2 separate regions of the Homo sapiens genome follow, and region 1 is linked to region 2. Evidence: read pairs that join two places in POLR2A ChIA-PET (ENCODE). Cell type or tissue: GM12878. All regions are shown on one strand. Each heading gives the region's core, and the rest is flanking DNA. Links, peaks and the distances in the headings are about the cores only.

Evidence for each region. ChIA-PET counts read pairs that join two places held together with the same protein. Peaks named below come from ENCODE experiments on the same cell type or tissue, not always from the same donor. Only the 100,000 strongest peaks of a DNase experiment are listed, where the experiment ranks them.
Region 1: POLR2A ChIA-PET joins it to region 2 with 18 read pairs; 4 of 35 experiments call an interaction of 5 or more read pairs at or near these places.

The regions. Positions count from the first base shown.
Region 1 is chr11:66,219,823-66,227,062 of GRCh38, forward strand. PACS1 (phosphofurin acidic cluster sorting protein 1) reads left to right here. Exons shown (of 24, transcript NM_018026.4): 9 at 809-969; 10 at 1,332-1,425. Among named protein-coding and RNA genes, the nearest start is that of KLC2, 34 kb to the right of the region's middle. RefSeq lists enhancers at 2,748-2,847, 2,908-3,147, 2,953-3,453, 3,454-3,954. In GM12878, for the core only: CTCF peaks have their summits at 1,985 and 3,038 (motif pointing right); DNase peaks (open chromatin) are centred at 2,039 and 2,999; H3K27ac peaks cover 1,291 bases.
Region 2 is chr11:66,123,421-66,130,660 of GRCh38, forward strand. The region is part of intron 1 of PACS1 (phosphofurin acidic cluster sorting protein 1); the gene reads left to right. Among named protein-coding and RNA genes, the nearest start is that of PACS1, 57 kb to the left of the region's middle. RefSeq lists enhancers at 3,372-3,431, 3,378-3,672, 3,922-4,581 and a silencer at 4,032-4,091. In GM12878, for the core only: a CTCF peak has its summit at 3,467; DNase peaks (open chromatin) are centred at 2,816 and 3,541; H3K4me3 peaks cover 2,955 bases; H3K27ac peaks cover 4,113 bases.

The sequences.
Region 1 (7,240 bases), core at 818-5,817, 96 kb after region 2:
CAAGGTTAATGGTGAGTAGAATTCCCCGGGTTTCACCCAGCATCCCTGGAGTACACTCTGTATTGCCACTGAGAGTCAGGATTCTAGGATTAATATTCCTGCTCCCCGTGGCATACCTGGTAGAGCCCTAAGGGAGAGGGTGGCTAAGAAGGACTTAAGCAAGCAGAGGAGAGAGAGGCTATGCACACAACGCAGGGCAGCACAGCTACGCCCGACCCTTGGTGATGCGCAAGCCTCTGGCATGCGATACAGGGACAGACCCAGCGGATGCTGCTGCGGTTGTCACTTAATTTCCCCTCTTATCCCACGGGAACATCAGTGAGCAGCAGCTTGTGAGGTGGAAATGTCCTTGTTGGTCAGCCCTGGAATAACCAGGAATGGGGCTGCTGAGAGAGAAGCAGTCTTTTCCCTGGGCTCCGGGAGGGGCCCGTTTCCACAGGCCTCTCAGTGGGCTAACAGAGGGATAAAGATGAAAATTGTTGAGAGCGATTGCTTCGCCTTCCTGTGAGCTGTAAGGAGGGTAGGAAGAACCCACATGGGCGATGGGCCTCGGGATTCCTCAGCTGTCCCTCCTGGCACAGCTTCACAGTGTGGAGCGGTGGCAGGAACTGGGGGGAAGGTGGCCTCACCATGTCCCCGCCCTCAGGCTGGATCATGGAAATGACGTGAAGGTTACTCCAGCCAGTGTGAAGCTCTGGCATGTCCCTTAAGCAGGACTATAAGGGCAGCCCAGGAGAAAGGAGCTGCTCATCAACCAAAATTGTTAATAGGGATGACCCTAAATTCAGAGACTCCTTTTTCCCTGCAGGTGGGCTTTGGGCTGGAGCATGTGTCCCGCGAGCAGATCCGGGAAGTGGAAGAGGACTTGGATGAATTGTATGACAGTCTGGAGATGTACAACCCCAGCGACAGTGGCCCTGAGATGGAGGAGACAGAAAGCATCCTCAGCACGCCAAAGCCCAAGCTCAAGTGAGCCCCCCTCTCTGTAGCTGGCCTCCAGACTCTCCTTCCTGGCCATAGCAGTCTCCTGACCCCTCCCTCGCTGTCCCCTCTATTACCAGAGAATCTTGGTCCTTCATCCTTTCTGAACCTCTGGCTGTCTTGGAGAAGGTCACTGTTTTGCCTCTCACTGACAGAAGTCCTATAGGACTCTCAGGAAGTACCCCCTCTCCTGACCCGCCCCTCCTCTTCACCCTGCACTTCCCTGCTCACCGGGCGTTCTGGACACCTGTAGCTTGTTGACCCACCCTGAATGCCAGCTCCATTCAACTCTCCCAGCATGCTGTTCTGAGCCCTGGCAGCACTGACCCTGGCTGTGCTCTTCACCACAGGCCTTTCTTTGAGGGGATGTCGCAGTCCAGCTCCCAGACGGAGATTGGCAGCCTCAACAGCAAAGGCAGCCTCGGAAAAGACACCACCAGCCCTGTGAGCGCAACCGCGACTGCGGGGCGGGGTGGGACCGTGGCATGTCAGGGCTCGACGCTCTGGCCCTCTGCATCTCTGATCAGGGCTCATGTTGTGACCTTAGAAAAGTGGCCCCATTGGCTGGGCATGGTGGATCACAACTGTAATCCTGGCACTTTGGGAGGTGGAGTCGGGCAGATCATGAGGTCAAGAGATTGAGAGCATTCTGGCCAACATGGTGACACCCCATCTCTACTAAAAATACAAAAATTACCTGGGCGTGATGGTGTGCACCTGTAGTCCCAGCTACTCAGGAGGATGAGGCAGGAGAATCACTTGAAGCCGGGAGGCGGAGGTTGCAGTGAGCCAAGATTGAGCCACTGCACTCCAGCCTGGCGACAGAGCGAGATTCCCTCAAAAAAAAAAAAAAAAGAAAAGAAAAAAGAAAATGGCCTCATCTTGTTTCAGCCTCAGTTTTCCTCCCCTCAGTCTGGCTGGGAGCTTAGCTCTTTGGGGTCATTGCTGTGTCAGGCTGGGTTGTTCCTTTTGGTCTGTTTCTGCCATGGCCCAGCGCCTTCCCTCTCAGAATACATACAATCTCCCCCTCTGCTGGGCGTGGTGACTCATGTCTATAATCCCAGCTCTTTGGGAGGCCAGGGCGGGTGGATCACTTGAGCCTAGGAGTTCGAAACCAGCCTGAGCAACATGGTGAAAGCCCATCTCTACGAAAAATGCAAAAGTTAGCCAGGCATGGTGGTGCACGTCTGTAGACCCAGCTACTTGGGAGGCTGAGGCAGGAGGATCCCTTGAGCCCAGGAGGCAGAAGCTGCAGTGAGCTGTGATCGCACCACTGCTCTCCAGCCTAGGTGACAGAACAAGACCTTATCTCAACAAACAAAAACCTCTCCCTTCGTGTCTGTTCTGTGGTAGCTGAGAGTGTGGCATGGAGTGGGCGTTTGGCCAGTAGTGAGTGGCCCTGCACCAGACTGGGGAAGGAGCAGGTATGGAGAGGAGGGGAGCCACTGAGACGTGCTCAGGAGGCCCTAGTAGGCTTTATTGGGCCAAGAATCCATAGAGGGGAGCAGTGCCCCGAGAAAATTTATAATTTAGTCAAGAGGTTTCCATTTTTTCTGGTGAGCAAGGGGAAAAGGGGGCATGTACTGTAGCAGCCGGAGCCACGACCTGGGCCTTGCTCCGCCCCTCCTAGAAAGGCCCTGCTCCCTCAGCAGATCACAGGCAGGGGTGGGTGTGAGCCTGAAGTGACCTCAGGCCCTAGGAAGCTGCTCTTCCTTCGTTTACAATGGAAGGCAAGTGAGTGTTGTCGCGATGTGAGTGCCCAGCTTAGGATTTGCCCTCCAAAGCCCAGTGTCTTTTCTGTAGATCAAAGAAACAAATCCTTTAAGTCCTCCTGTTCACCTGCTTTACTGGCAGATGAAGCCTACTCATGGTTCACCAGGGGGAATACCAAACTCGCCCTGCAGATCGGTAGTAATTGTGCGGAGATGATAGGAAACAGGAGAGGCCTCTACCGCTGAAAAGCACGGGTCTGAAAGGGCAGGTGCCTGTCCTGGAAACCACCTTCTCTTGGGGCATCCCCTGGCTGCCCTTCTGCCTGTTGCCACCAGGTGGGGCTCTCTCCCAGCTCACCGTTCTTCCTGCTTAGGACAGCGCCCCACGTGACGTTAGTGAGGCAATGCATGGGAAACTGCAGCCCAAACAGACTCCTCCCTGGGAGAAACCCCAGCCCTGCCCCTGCAGACCCTGCACCCTAGACGCCGTTCCAGGCCGGGTTCATGGGGATCCAAGAACTGAGGAGACCTCGATTTACAAAAAAAAAAAAAAAAAAAAAAAACTCTTTCTAAATTTATTTTTTATTTTTATTGGAGTCGGAGTTTTGCTCTTATCGCCCAGGCAGGAGTGCAATGGAGCGATCTCGGCTCACTGCAACTTTCACCTCCCGGGTGCCAGCGATTCTCCTGCCTCAGCCTCCCGAGTAGCTGGGACTGCAGGCACGTGCCACCCACACCCGGCTAATTTTTGTATTTTTAGTAGAGATGGGGTTTCTCCATGTTGGCCAGGCTGGTCTCAAACTCCTGACCTCAGGTGATCCGCCCGCCTCAGCTTCCCAAAGTGCTGGGATTAGAGGCTTGAGCCGCTGTGCCCGGCCTATTTTTTTTTTTTTGAGATAGGGTCTCGCTGTACTCCCCAGGCTGGAGTGCAGTGTGTACCCAGCCACCTCACTTTCTTTGGTATTAGTGTTTAGGATGTGGCTTGGAGATGCATTTCCTCACATGGAACTGCTGAATGGCCCTGCTGAATTGACAGCATCCACATGGGCAAACCCTACTGGGCAAACCCTACCCCTGGCCATGAGAGCTAAATTCCCTCTTAACTATATGGGATGACTCTAGAAAGATACCTGGGAGCTGGCTGAGGGAGGACTCTTTCTTAGTGTTCTAGGAATGTAGAGCAAGTGCCCTAATATAACAAAATGTAACTAAATCACTAACTGAGACAGTGCCCCAAAAGCAGTAAGCAGAACACCTAACACTGTGGATGTTCAATAAATGTTAGTTACCTGACTTATAAAACTTACAGAAAAAATTACTTAGACACTCTGAGCCTCGGTGCCTCATCTGTAGGGTTGTGGTGTCGGTATAGGAGCCCATTTGGCTCAAAAGCCAGTTGAGGGCGGACACGGTGGCTCAAACCTGTAATCCCAGCACTTTGGGAGGCCGAGGTGGGTGGACCACTTGAGGTCAGGAGTTCGAGACCAGCCTGGCCAACATGGCAAAACCCTGTTTCTACTAAAAATACAAAATTAGCCAGGCATGGTGATGCACACCTGTAATCCCAGCTACTCGCGTGGCTGAGGCAGAGAATTGCTTGAACCTGGGAAGCAGAGGTTGCATTGAGCCAAGATCCCGCCACTGCACTCCAGCCTGGGTAACAGAGCAAGACTCCATCTCAAAAAAAAAAAAAAAAAAAAAGCCAGGTGAGTGTCAGCCTTTATAATATGATGGCCTAAGGGCCTCTGTCAGGGCAAAAACACATTTGGGACAGGGTAGAGCTTCTGAGTTTGAGTCTTGACTCCACCACTCCACTGACTGTGTGATCTTGGGCATGTTACCACGCCTTTGCTTCCTCATCTACAAGGTACGTGTTAAAGCTCGTGCCTCCCAAGGTAGTGAGGAGATGGAACAGGATCATGCACATCAGACTGCTGCGTGGGGTGTGCCTGATTGACTTACTGCACACAGAGCACTGCTCATTGCTCACCGACTACTATTGCTTTTATTATTATAATTCCTTAGTGCCATTTCAGTTGTGGACTCCTAAAATTGATAGAATCTAGATGTCTTTTTAGTGAGTCCTTCAAATTCTGGTTCCCTTGGCCACGTTTCAGACTCACTTTGCTGGTTCTGTGCTGATATTTCTATTTTGAAGAGCCCCATATGTCTGGATGTGGGTGTGAAACTTTGGAATCCTTTGGTATGAAAGGCGCTTTGGGAACAGCAGAACCAGACTGCGCTCTTAAATGGAGAACTTCTGAATGGATTAGGAAAAACCACGAGATTGTGCACCTGTAGGCAGGTGTGCACGCACCACCTCAACTTGTGTCCTCTCTTCCCTGGTTTCCTAGCACTGTTATTTATTTATTTTTCTTAATCTTGCTTTTTGTTCCCCACATTTTAGAGGATTCAGTTTATCGCTAGAACCAGAAAGAATTTCTCCTGATACGAATTATTCCAGTTGTTGAATTTTCCCAAGGCTTGAGCACACAATGGCAACATAATTTGGTTCTCCAAGCTGATAACAATGAGCCCTGACAGTGCGTCAGGGCAGCCACAGATGCAGACTTCCAGCCAGGACTGCCTGCTGCTAAGTCGCTATTTCCACAGCACTATAAATAATGGCATTAGAGCCTAGTCCTTCATGAAATGATAGCCTACACATTACCCACTCTTGCCCCCTTCTCTCTGACACGGGCCTACACTCTTACCCTTCAGCAGCTGACATTGTCCATGAGCACAGTGGTGCAGACTTCTGGGACCTCTAGTGATACCTCATCCATATCCCATGCCAAACACTTGGTCAGACACAGCTGGAGTCCTGCTGGTGTTCCAACATCTTTTGGGGGAAAAAGCCCTTTAGTGTTTATAGAAGCAGGAACAGAAATGTGATGAAATTGGGAATTTGTCCCCAGGAGGATTGTCTGGGACATCTGGAAGAGCCAGTAAATAGCCAGCAGGTGTCCTCTAAGCCCAATCCAAGTTAAAGATATTATCAGGAGATGGATATGCTAATTACCTTGATTTAATCATTTCACAGTGTATCCATACATCAAAACATGTTGTATACTGTAAATATATACAATTTTTATTTGTCAATTATAGCTTAATAAAGCTGGGAGGAATAAAGATCTTAATAAATGTTGCAGCTTTGACATGGAAGCAATGCTGTAGCTGTCATAGGGCTTAACAACAAGGCGTGCTACTTCAAAACCTCCCAGCAGACCTGTGTTATCACCCAGTTCATTCTCTTTAAAACGCGTTTAATTAATTTGTCATATTGAGATCGAAAATGGAGTGAAATTATCTCTAGTCTCAGGTCTAACCAGAGCTTTTCCATGATTCTAGATTCTATTAATGTTGGCCGAGGCTGGGCGTGGTGGCTCACACCTGTAATCCCAGCACTTTGGGAGGCTGAGGCAGGTGGATCACTTGAGGTCAGGAGTTCAAGACCAGCCTGGTCAATCAACATGGTAAAAGCTGTCTCTACCAAAAATACAAAAATTAGGCAGGCATGGTGGCAGACGCTTGTAATCCTAGCTAATCAGGAAGCTGAGGCAGGAAAATCACTTGAACCCGGGAGGCAGAGGTTGCAGTGAGCCAAGATTGCACCACTACACCCCAGCCTGGGCAATAGAGTGAGATTCAGTCTCAAAAAAACAACAGCAACAACAACATTGGCTGATCATATAGAGAAGGTGTAAATGAGCTAGCTCTGCAATCTGGAAGCAACCTGTTCTGTGGCTGTGAGCCATTACACAAGCCAAACCATCTGAAGATCTGGGGTCCCAGAGTCTGGCTCAGGCATGCTGAGTTAGTCCTGCAAATGGCCTGGAGCAGGGGTTCTCAACTGGGGATGATTTTGCCTCCCAGACATATGGCAATGATTGGAGACATTTTTGTTTGTCACAAATGAGGGAGTGGAGAGTTGCCACTACCAGCACCTAGTGAGTAGAGGCCAGGGATGCTGCCAGACATCCCACAGTACACAGGACAGGCCCCCACAATAAGAATGAGCCAGCCCCAAATGTCAATCGTGCCAAGGTGGAGGAACCCTGGTTTAGAGTGTGACATAGGGAGCCTGCTGTGGTGATCCTTGTTCCATAGTTTACTAGGTGACCCTGAACTTACTAGCCTGATGCTTCTCAGTATTATATGATTGACTCAGAGAAAGGACTTTGAGTCATTGGGAGGAAGTGGGATATCATTTATATTTTTCTGCCTCCTATGGTTCCCTACAAGAAACAAAAAGATTCACTAAAGCCAGTACCTTCCCTGCATCTAAGACCTACAACCCACACGTCACTGCTGGTGACTTTGAGTTGCTGTCTGCACAGCAAGAAGCAATATTAACAAATACGAAAATCTGGTTATGTGTCTATATTTGCAAAGGAAATTTTTAATATTTATGAGAAATGCTAATAAGAGTTGGGGACAAATGGAGAATTAATTTACACCTAAATGGCTTAACATTGGGTGTCTTTCTGCTTAGTATATCCTGTTAGAGGGTTTTCTGGATGTTCCCACCAAGCAAAAAGCATTTG
Region 2 (7,240 bases), core at 1,352-6,351:
ACCTAAGGTGATCCACCTGCCTCGGCCTCCCAAAATGCTGGGATTATAGGCGTGAGCCACCACGCCTGGCTCAATAAGCCATTTTTATTTTTTTATTTTATTTATTTATTTATTTTTTTGGGACAGAGTTTCGCTCTGTCGCCCAGGCTAGAGTGCTGTGGCGTGATCTCGGCTCACTGCAAGCTCCACCTACCGGGTTCATGCCATTCTCCTGCCTCAGCCTCCCAAGTAGCTGGGACTATAGGCACCTGCCACCGCGCCCGGCTAATTTTTGTTGTTTTTAGTAGAGGTGGGGTTTCACCGTGTTAGCCAGGATGATCTCGATCTCCTGACCTCGTGATCCACCCACCTCAGCCTCCCAAAGTGCTGGGATTACAGGCGTGAGCCACCGCACCCAGCCCATTTTTAAATTAAAGTATATACTTTTTTTTTTTTTAAGACAATGCTATTGCACAGTTGATAGACTACTGTATAGTGTAAACATAACTTTTATATGCACCGGGAAATAAATAATTTCATGTCACTTGCGTTATTGCAGTGGTCTGGAACTAAAGCCACAATATCTCCAAGGAACTGTTTACTTGCTGTCTCGCTATCAGACTGTGAGACTGTCAAGGGCAGGCATTCTGCGCAGCTTTGGCAATACCGTCTAGTTGTAAAAAAGACGGAACTGTTTCAGGCCATGGGCATTCTAGTGGGAAGACAAATATTTAATCTCAAGTGTGCAAAATGCTGCCATAGAACAGGAGTGCAGTGGAGCATAATAGGAGCTCTGGACCTTGTCTGAACACATAAAAGAAGCCTTTTTCCTAAGGAGTGATTGCTTAAGTTGAAACCTGAAGGATGTGTGGGAATTAGCTAAGTGAAGAGAAGGAAGAGTTCCAGGCAGAGAAAACTGTGGACATAATGGCTTTGGGCAAGTTACTCAGCTTCTTCTCTGCTTCAGTGTCTTCATCTATAAAATGGGAATAATATAACCTAGAGTTATATAGTTAGGGTTGTTGTGATCATAAAGACAGTATTTTAAGTCATCATCTTCTAATATTTCTGAAGTGGGGCATAATTGGTTCATTCAGGATAACTTCTGGGTCCACGTTTATGTATTGAATGGCTAAATGTATGGATCTGCTTACTGCACTTTAACCTTGTTCTTTACCTGCTCTGAAGCCTTTCTTGCATTTTAATGACAAGAACGGTGTATTTTGCCTTTCAGTGAGTTTGTTAATTATGGAGATCAAACTCTGCCTTTCATTACTGCATAAGTCTCATGGTGTGTCAGACATCTTAGGTCAGTGTGTGTCATCAGTTAGAATGCTTTCACCTTCAAGAAACAGAAAAGCCAGCTCAATGACTTAAACACACAGATGTTTATCATTTCAGAAAACAAAAGTCTGGGGCAAGGGTGAGTCCAGTGCTGGTTAACTGAGCAGCCTGGCAAAGGCATCAAGGAGCCAAGTTCATTTTGCCCTCCTGCTTTGTCATCCTCAGTACAGGCTTGCCCGCTGGCTCCCCATGGTCTCAGGTGGCCTGTCGCAGTTCCAGGTGCCACAGGGAGACACCAGAACATCCCATTGAGGAGGAGGAACTGTTTCTTTCCATGTCTGTCTCTTTATTGATGAACATTTGGGTGGCTTCCACCTTTTGTCCATTGTGAATAATGCTGCTATGAACATTGGTGAACAATAAATTCTTTTTAAAAATACAGCATCTAGGGGCTAAGCTATGAGGATGCAGAGGCATAAGAATGATACAATGGACTTTGGGGACTCGGGTGAAAGGGCAGGAGGCAGGTGAGGGATAAAATACTGCAAATTGGGTACAGTGTATACTGCTTGGGTGTTGGGTGCACCAAAATCTCAAAAACCTACGGAAATAAAAAATTAAAGTACCACATCAATTAATGCGTAGACCAAATCTTATTGCAATTAAATTTCTACTTTTAGCATCATTTGCTACAATGAAGTTCTAGTATTTGAAATATTTTGAGCCACTGACTTGCTGTTTAATGGGATTTGATCCCATAGTAAAGAAGATATAAACCAAGTAAGTCAAAAGGATCTTAGAAGCAATTTTATTCCATCCTCTATTTTGAAGATGTTCTGGATTCAGAGTGATTTTCCAGGGTCAGAGAGCTAAGTCATGTTAAATAATTCAAAGTGTATGAAAATACACATTACTCACAGATTCAAGTAGAGTAACCAGGGGTGTCTTTTGCCTCTAGTCTTACTCTAACCAGTGTCTAACTATGCCTGTGTAGATAAAATAAAATAGAAAACTGGGATAATTCAGGTATTCAAGTAATTGAAGAAAATCAGTCCTGTTTAAAATATCTGGGCAGGCCGGGCATGGTGGCTCATGCCTGTAATCCCAGCACTTTGGGAGGCCGAGGCAGGCAGATTACTTGAGGTCGGGAGTTCAAGACCAGCCTGGCCAACATGGTGAAACCTCGTCTCTACTAAAAATACAAAAATTAGTCATGCATGGCGGCGCATGCCTGTAATCCCAGCTACTCGGGAGGCTGAGGCAGGAGAATTGCTTGAGTCCAGGGAGCAGAGGTTACAGTGAGCCGAGATTGTACCATTGCACTCTAGCCTGGGTGACAGAGCAAGACTCTGCCTCAAAAAAAAAAAAAAAAAAATGTGGGCAACTCTAATACTTAGCTTTTAGGTATTTGCTTCAGTAGTCCACTTTATGTGTTAGTGTTCGACATTACTAGTGGGATTTTGCTTCTCATGCTCTATTTTCTGATTTCTATCACCAGTGGTTTCATAGTTGTATACAGTAATCTCTGGTTAGAGACAGAGGCAGTGGCCTGCTGGGGAACACACCAGACGGAAAGTGAGAGTTCCTTGTTTTGGGCTTTACTTTGCCCTTGACTTCCAGTAATCAGGGTGTTTCCTTGTTCTGAAACACGCTTGTGTTAGTCACAACAGGTTCACAACTGGCAGACAGGTAATCCCTGAACAAGTAAATCCCAGTGGAACCAGAAAACTGGGTCTTGTTTTCCTTAATTGGAACCTGACTTAGAATCAGCTATTGAACTGGGAAACAAACAAAAAATAAGTGTTAGCCATTAGAAAATGAATTTAAATTACTGGTCTGTCCCTATTTAGAATTTCTTGCAATCATTTCCACTGTATGTAACACTGAAATCCTTTGTGGTTGTCTGCTGCAAAAGTGAATCTTTGACCCAGCAACTTTAAATGCTTTTGACACCATTGGGAATTTTGAGAATTGTTAATTTAATCTGCACTTGTCCTAGGTGGGGGTGGGGATGAGGGAGAAGTGATGTCCTTTTGCATTGGCAGTTATGCTGTTTGTAAGCAGAGGCTTGTGCTTCTGGAACTTATGTTTACTAGGGAGTGATTATTAGCATAATAAGTATCATATTCTAGCTTTTATTTCTGGAGGCAGTAAAGAGCCAGCCAAGCAGAGAGAAGAGTGGGAGGTGACTGGCAGCAAGGGCCTCGTCGCTATTAGTGCAACACTGCTGCGGGTGGAGGAGCTTTTCATCAAAGCAGGAAGAAGGGGAGGCCTTTTCTGCCTATGACTCCAACTTCCCTGCATGCCACGTCTTTGCAGGCCTGCAGTGAGGTTAGGATGTAAACGACTTTCTTTTCTTTCCCATCCCAAGCTCATCATGGGTTCTCTCTAACTGATTCTTGTTCTCTTAGTAATTATTTAGCTGTCAAGCAGGGACTTGTCCTGACAAGGAGAACGGGAAGGCCCTCTGGTTCCTGTCTACACAATGTCTGTAGTCCCTTCTCTCAAAGACTCAGTGTTGAGACTCACATGTCTCCCCGAAGGGAAGGAGGAGGCATTCAAGTAGAAACACATTTACGTCAACAGGTTTTCTGAACCCCCGGTGAATTTTGAGTTCTTAGTGCAACCTTCCCCTGCTTCACCGTTCCTGTTTCTTCTCTGTGCCTCTGTTTTCCGGTTGGGGAAGTGGAAAGGATCCTGACTCTGGAGGAAAGTGGAGAAGAACCAGTGGGCCCGACTGCATCAAGAGCCTCCCCTTAGCAGAGAACCGCCTGGTCCTCCTCACTCATACGTGCTGTCTGTGTGCAGGGTGCTCATGGGAGATGTTGAAGAGGTGTAAGAAGGCTTCTTCTCTGTGTAACTGGGGAGCAAGACATGCACACAAAGACAAGTGCATCAGGGTACGTTCAGTGTGTAACTTAAAATAAGCGACAGACATAGTGTGGTGGGCAGAACTGTGTGTATTTCAGACAGCGGCTCAAGGACTGCTTGTCTCTTTGTAGGAACACTGTAGGCCAGAATCAGTCTGTTAAATGGGAGTTGATGTCCTGTGACACTTTTCTAGATTAAATCGTCCTAATACTCTACAATAAATGCTTTTGTTTTTAGTTACTTGAGGGAAAAGATGGTATTTTTCAAAAAGTGAGACAGAAAAAGGCATATGGGACATTGTATGTATGTCCTGGTATGTGTGCACACCACCACCTGTGAAGCAGCCTTGCTGCTAAAGTAGACCCCGAGTTTGATAAAACGCCTAGATCTTACTGTGTATTTATAGGAAATACGAGGGATGGAGAAACATTGTAAATGGCTTTTTGGGGATAGAATCAGCAAATTCCAAACTGCATTATAGGATAAACAGAACAGTTTTTTCAACAAATAAATCATAAGGGGAAAAGGTGAGAAAAAAGCCTCTATAGATAAAAAGAGATTGAAGAGATGAATGAACCAATAGTCATATATGATTGATTCAGACAAAATGAAGAAAATGTGAGGCAATCTGGGAAATGTGGACACTGACTGATTATTTGATGGTATTAATGGTATTAAGAAGTTTATTTTATAAAACAAACCAAAAAAGACAAGAGGAAATTTATCTTATATTGAATATTGACAACAAATAATTAAATTTAAAAAATTTGTTAGTTAAGTGTGAAAATTGTGGATACATTTTAAAAGAATATCCTTTAAAGAGACATACATATTGAAATATTTACATATGAAAAGAAATGCTGTCTGTGATTTGCTTCAGAATAGCCCAGGCAAGGGAGTAGGTGGGAGAATCACTGACACAGGACTGGTTATGCATTAAACATCGTTGAAGCTGGGTGTTGGGCAAACTAGGCTCATTCTACTGTTCTACTGTGTATATGTTTGAAAATTTTAGAATTAAATTTTAAAATTTAACAAGTGAGTGAGGGCTGGGCACAGTGGCTCATGCCTGTAATCCCAGCACTTTGGGAGGCTGAGGAGGGTGGATCACCTGAGGTTAGGAGTTCGAGACCAGCCTGGCCAACATGGGGAAACCCTGTCTGTACTAAAATTACAAAAATTAGCCAGGCGTAGTGACATGCGCCTGTAATCTCAGCTACTTAAGAGGCTGAGGCAGGAGAATCACTTGAACCCGTGAGGCGGAGGTTGCAGTGAGCCGAGATCGTGCCACTGTACTCCATCCTGGGCAACAGAGCCGGACTCCATCTCAAAAAAAAAAAAAAATGTGAGTGAGATATCTTGACAAAAGACGGAGTAGTGGTTGCCTGGAGCCTGGGTAAAGGGGTGGCGTGGCTGCAGAGGGGCACAAGGGATCTTTTGGGGTGATGGGAATGATCTGCGTCTTGGCTATGATGGTGATTTCATGGGTACGTACATTTAAACTAATCAAACTGTTCATTTAAATGTGTGTATTTTATTGTATGTAAATTATACTGTAATGTCAATTTAAAAATTGATTAAAGTTAGTAAGAAGGGGCCAGGTGTGGTGGCTCATGCCTGTAATCCCAGCACTTGGGGAGGCCGAGGTGGACAGATCACCTGAAGTCAGGAGTTCAAAACCAGCCTGACCAAGATGGTGAAACCCTGTCTCTACTGAAAATACAACAATTAGCCAGGTGTGGTGGCGCGCACTTGTAATCCCAGCTACTTAGGAAGTTGAGGCAGGAGAATCACTTGTACCTGGAAGGTGGAGGTGGCAGTGAGCTGAGATCGCACCACTGCACTCCAGGCTGGGTGACAGAGCAAGACTCCATATCAAAAAAAAAAAAGGGTTTAAAAAATATTATTATTATTATTATTATTATTATTATTATTAAAATAGAGACGGGGCCTAACTATATTGCCCAGGCTGGTCTCGAACTCCTGGGCTCAAGTGATCCACCCTCAGCCTCCCAAAGTGTTGGGATAATGGTGTGAGCCACTGTGCTTGGCCAGTAAGAAGGGTTTTTGTGTATTATACACATAGTGTGGAATCAGTAGTGTCAGAAGTGTGAGGCACCCAGCACTGCCAGGCAGCAGGGATTACCTGGCTTGTGCTGCATCTTTATTTTTCCCTTCACCTCAAGTTAACTTTATCGTTCATATTTCTGATTTTGCAGTAGTGTCTCTAATTTCTCCTTGCAGCTGTAGAGTCAGCTTGAATTTTGTGATGTTTGTCCATGTGTCTGCCATCCAAAAGGACATGCATTTTTATGCTAGAATAAATGATGTTAGGAGGACATCTACCCATTTATGATAATTCTTTAAACATTCAATTGGCTACATTATAATAGTCAAGCACTAAGGGTACACCTGAGCTGAAAACAATTCAGCTGGATTATAATTTTGATTTATTTTCCATCCAGTCTACCAACCAACCAACCAGTCAGCCAGTCAGCATTTATTGAATGTATTCTTTGCACCATCCCCCGAGTTGGGTTTTGGGTGCATGAGGATGAATATGATACAGTCCTGCCCTTAAGGATGTAACTTTCAGGGTGAGAAGATAGCTGTGTATATGTATAATTTCAGCAGCATGACAAATGCCATGGTCAAAGTGGGTGCAAGATGCAATATAGTAGGCCGCATTTATACATGTTGGCCTCCTCCCTCCCTCCCCTCTAGCCCCCTTCCTTACCTGGTAAGTCAAATGAACCAAATGTCAAACAGTTTGGAAAGGAGAGTTGAAGCAGAAGGAAACTTCCTTCTGCCCCTTTGAATTTGTTACTTTTTCTTCCAATTAAAAATGTGTTATTTTTACAATACCATTATATTGACATTGCAAGGGTCCCTGATGTTTTTATTGTTTTCTGTTGTCACTTTGTATCTCTTCTCCCATTCCCATCCCACTCCCATTAGCATCTTCTCTGATGTGTTTAATATGTATCCTTGGATATATATGTATTCTTACATGGTGTTTTCTGTAAATTTATATAAATAGTATTACATGATAATTCTCATTCTGATCCTTTCTTCATTTAAAACTATGTTTTTCAGTTCTGTTGGT